Regions from separate parts of the Homo sapiens genome. Here region 1 is linked to region 2. Evidence: read pairs that join two places in POLR2A ChIA-PET (ENCODE). Cell type or tissue: PC-3. All regions are shown on one strand.

What was found. Peaks named below come from ENCODE experiments on the same cell type or tissue, not always from the same donor. Only the 100,000 strongest peaks of a DNase experiment are listed, where the experiment ranks them.
Region 1: POLR2A ChIA-PET joins it to region 2 with 7 read pairs; 2 of 35 experiments call an interaction of 5 or more read pairs at or near these places.

What each region holds. Positions count from the first base shown.
Region 1 is chr9:121,691,641-121,694,140 of GRCh38, reverse strand. The region is part of intron 2 of DAB2IP (DAB2 interacting protein); the gene reads right to left. Among named protein-coding and RNA genes, the nearest start is that of DAB2IP, 41 kb to the right of the region's middle. In PC-3, no CTCF peak of the experiment used is centred here; a DNase peak (open chromatin) is centred at 1,350.
Region 2 is chr9:121,240,002-121,242,501 of GRCh38, reverse strand. It overlaps a transcript of GSN not described here and the pseudogene LOC645482. Among named protein-coding and RNA genes, the nearest start is that of GSN, 27 kb to the left of the region's middle. In PC-3, no CTCF peak of the experiment used is centred here; no DNase peak of the experiment used is centred here.

The DNA.
Region 1 (2,500 bases), 450 kb before region 2:
GCCTCAAGGACCAAAGCCAAGGCGGGAGGGAAGAAAGGGAGGCCCGCTCACTCCCTGAGTGCAGAGCTGTCCCACAGGGGCTCCCAGTGAAGACCTGGAGGCTTCCCACCCCCAGGGAGGGGAACCTTGCCCAGTGCTGTCCTTGTCTGTGCCACACTCCCAGCCGAGGAGGCAGCCCCTAGGGAACCAGGGATCTGCATTTCAGCACCGCCACCTGGACACCCGGGAGCCCCACGTCACCAATGGTCTCAAAGGCACTGCTTCTCAACTGAATACGAAGCACTGAGCAACATGCCTAGCACATAGTAGGTGCTCAATCAAGGGCGGGTTCCTTCCCCCAAGCCCAGCATCTATTTGTCCTTGCATTCTTCCTCCAGGCCTGTCTTCATCACCCTCTCCCCTTTCAACAGACTGACCTGGGCTGCTGCAGATGGGCATGTGGGCCTGGCAGAACTTTGTCACCCGTTAAGCTCTCAGCTGCCCACTGGGGAACCCCAAGACAGTACTCAGGATGGAGGCAGAACCCTGTGGGCCCTCCCTCCGCCAAGGCCCGGCTCCTCCCATGGCAGTTTCTAAGGCCCATCCCCAAAGAGAGAGCCTTGGAGAAGGGAGACTGTTTTGACAGGCATGTCTCTCAATATCTTTCTGGGGCTTTGCCCGAATGCCAAAAGCACATCTAAATAAACAGGAAAGGGAGGAGAAGATCCCATCCAGATCCTGCCACCTCTCTCGGCTCCAGGAGGGGAGAGATGCTGGGTGCATGAGCTGGCAGGCCGACCTGACACCGCGGCAGGCTGGTGGGGGCACTAGAAAAGGGCTGGGGGTGGTGGGGGTCCTGCTTCCAGAGTCACAGAGTGAGAGTCAGGAGGGCCCACAGAGGGCAGCCAGGCCAGTGACACTGAGGAGACATCTGAGGCCCAGAGGGCAGTGGGACCTGCCCAGCGTCACCAGGCGGAGCCATTAGAACCTGGGTCCCCTGCTCCTTGCCCAGTGCTCTTTGCATCTTCAGCATCCACGCTTCAAGAACCTCCCAGTCTGCCCACACTTCCTCTTTCTGGGCCACAGTCTTCCCATCTACAACACTAGGGGCTAGACTGGGTGATCACCAAGCTCCTTTCCAGCGCTGATATTTGATGATTCTATAAAGTCAGAGCAGCTGCCAGGGCCAGGGTGCCTGGGCCGCCCCAAGCTAGGCACTAATGGCATCAGGGAATTCTCTGGCTTTGCCCAAATCCTTCAGATGCGTCATTCCTCCTGCCCTCCCCTTCCCTGTTCCCCGGTCTCTACCCTCAGCAGGCTGCCGGGCTTCTCTGGCCTCCTCCCCTCAAGGGTATGCACCATCAAAGAGAGTCCCAGCTGGAGAATGACTCACTAATGGAATGTCAGACACTGTGACAGGCGAAAGAGGGGAGGCACCTTAAGCTGGGATTAAGTTGGTGACTTCCTGGTGGCCACCTACTCACAGGCCACCCTATGCCCACAGAATCCTCTACAATCTCATACCAGTGAGATCGCCACATATTCCGCCTGGAGAAGGTAGCCAGACTACTTAAGTCAAACAAAGAAAACCAATTCATAGGCCTTGAGAGCCTTCAGGGAAGCCCCAGGAAGAGGCTGGACCCTGACACTCTAGGGTCACTGTTGAGTTAAAATACTGCCTGGAAAGACACACTTAAACATGTTCTCATAGAGAAATATACAGGGCCAGAAACATACACAAGTTCAAGGACAGGCATGCATACAAATGCACACAGGAAAGGCATCCCACAAAGAAATGTATGTGTAAGCATACAAGTACCCCAGTGCCACCACACATACAGACACACACAAACACATACACATTGATCAGCACACACACGAATACACACATACACAGCCATGAAACATACAAGCTAACATACAAATACACTGAAATAAGCCAATAAATATACACATGTACTCAGCTATCATCAGGCACCAGCAGAATTGTGCAGACACACAAGCTAAACACGCTGGCCCTCACGTGCTCACATTCACAACCAGGACAGGAAGGGCAAGTGGCCCAGGAAGCTCCAGAGTTAGGAGCCCAGATCTCAGGACCAAGGCAAGAAAACAGCTCTTAACGGCTTCCAAGATAACTCCCCCTGCTTTTCTCGCAGGGCTTCACTTTGGACAATTTGTTTGCTTCTCTCACACTCAAAGCTCGTTTTTACAGCTTACAGCTCCCAGAACCTGTGACTTTTGGAGTTCTGTTCCCTGGCAAGAGCTGAAGCTTCCTGCCCTAAACATTTCTCCTGCCCATCAGTACAGCTGAAATTCCACTGTTTGACACACCTCTTTAGGTCCTAAGGGTAATTCAATCTCTAGGAATCCCCAGGTAAAATGTAAATAATTTTCATCCTTCCTCCGGAAGAAGGTGGGAGCAGGGGATTCCACCACTTAATGGCTCTGGGGCCTTGGGCTCATGACTTAACCTTCTATGCCTGTGTCCTCTTCTGTAAAATGGGGACGAGGTAGTTGT
Region 2 (2,500 bases):
TTTCCCCTGTCTAGCCCCATTTGGTTCGTTACTCCTCTATCCCCCTTTTTCCAGAGGACAGCAGGCCCAGCCGAACTCTGTGAGTCACCAAGGTTAAATGAGGCCTTATGATGAATACACAAGCCATCTTCCAGAAAAATCTCTCCCTTGCAAGTACTGATTCAAGCCGTATTAAGGGAATCTTTTCTGTTTCCTCCCTGTTTTAGCTTTTCTCTGACATGTTATCCTAGATTTTAAAGCTGCAAAGGCCCTTAGAGTAATAATAATGATGGTAATTATGATAGTTAATTATTTACAATGCTCATTTATTGAGCTTTTACTAGGTTCCAGGCACTTAGTATTTATTATCCCATTTAACTCTCAAGTCTTCCTGAAGATTGATGAGGTAGGTATCATCCCTTTGAGAAATACTAATAGATATAATAATAGAGATTATTATCATGCCTGTCTGATGGATTTTGGAACCCAAGAAAAGAAATAATAAGTTGTCCAAAGTAATTGCTGGCACTACATTTTGAACCAAGATCTGTAGAGACCCAAAGTTCATGCTGTCAAACACCCTGAAGTCCAAAACCTTTCACTCTACAGATGACAACACAGGGGTGTGGGGTTGGAGACAGAGGGGAGGCCATAAGCATTTTGCTCAGTTCCATAACCAGAGAGTGAGCCCTCACTTACTGAGCAGCAAACAGCTTGCATTAGCTTTTTTCTCTCCTTCACAGGAATCAAATATTTACAAATCATGATGTATCCGAGTTTAATAAGAGGTGTTTATCTTCTTGCAGAGCAATGGACTCCTTTTGCATTGTGATTTTTCCTATTTATCTGGCATCATGGAAGAATAAAAATAGCAACTATAGCATGAAACGTGCTTTACAGTTTATAAGACACTTCCAAATACTTTCTCTCACATGATCATTGCTACAGCTCTGTTAAGCAGAAAGATAGGATTATCCCTCTTCACAAGAGAAAAAACTAAGGCCCGAAGAGGTTACATTACCTGCCCCAAGGTCTCACAGATCATTAAATGACAGAACCAAAAATCAAAACCTGTGGGGAAGTTTTTTGGCTGAGGATATGACATCCACGGACAGGGACTCTTCCTATGAGTTTTAGACTCATATTTTCAAGTTAAAAGACCTAATTAGGATTTTGATTGGCTCAGATTTGATTTTGTTTGTTTGCTCACCTGAAATCTTTCAGTGAATTAATCCATTTACCTAGGGAGAAATTACATCTTTATTATCCCAAGTTTTTCTACCCTTTGTCTTTTACGCCTCCAAGGAGAATCTGATGTTTTCTCTTAATAGATGCCCTTTGCACTTCTTTCCGAGTTTATTCTTTTACAAGCTGCCTTTGTAGCTAAGTTGAATAACATCTTTGGTTCTTTTATGCTTTCTTTCTAATTGATCTGTATGGCATTATTTTTATTTCCAGTTAGTAACTTGATACTTGGTTGAAGTTTCCTGTTTCCAAGAGCTTTTCAGTTGATTCCCTTGTTTTCAAGATGGAATTATACCATCTGCAAATATTTAAAAAAGCCAAACAAAACCTGCTCTCCTGATTTCACCAAGAGTGCTCTTTTTAACACATGACACTGCATTTCCCCACAACTCTGCGTTTTCCAGATGACTAAAATGGCTCCTTTAAGTGCCATAACATTTAGAAACACAGCTGCAGAGCAGAAGTCTTTCTTAAACAAAGTACAATGTGTAGCAAACTCCTGCGGTTTCACCTGCACATCACATGCCTCCCCCATCTTTAGTGGCCGCCCCTCACTTTCTTTTGGAGAACTGCCCCTCCTCTACCCCATGAGGCCCTAGCAGGATTGTCCGTCACTTGATCCCACTCACAAGCCCCAAACAGGTCCTGGTTCCACCACAAGCTAACCCAACTGACTCTTCCAAGAATTTGTATCTTGAGAAAAAGGATACTTGGCCAGAAGGATATTGACGCAGAATCATCTGGAAAGCAGGCCCTAAAGAGATGTCCAGGAATTTTTGCCTCTCCCGAGGCCTGATTGTTGAAGTTCTCTTTTGGTTCCAGGAGCCACCCAATATACTTCCAGTACATTCTCTTTCTTTGCTTAGGTTTGCTTCTGTTACAGAGCATATAGATATCAGCACCCAAGAGCTGATTGCAGACAGCAGACTTTGTTATGAGTTGAATTGTTATGAGTTGAATCCCCAACCCCTACACAAAACAGTGTTGAAGTCCTGTCCTCTAGGATGTCTGAATGCAACCTTAATTGGAAATAGGGTCTTTACAGAAATAATCAAGTTAAAATGAGGTAATCAGGCTAGGCCCTAATAGTAATATAATGTGACTGATGTCACTTAAAAAGGGGAATTTGGACACAGAAACAGACAAATACAGAGGGAAGACAATGTGCAGACACACAGGGAAAATGCTATGTCAAGATGATGGCGCTGCAGGCGATGTGTGGGGTTATGAATGGGCCACACCCAAACTACCCAAGCCCGCTGGTGGTGGGAGCTCA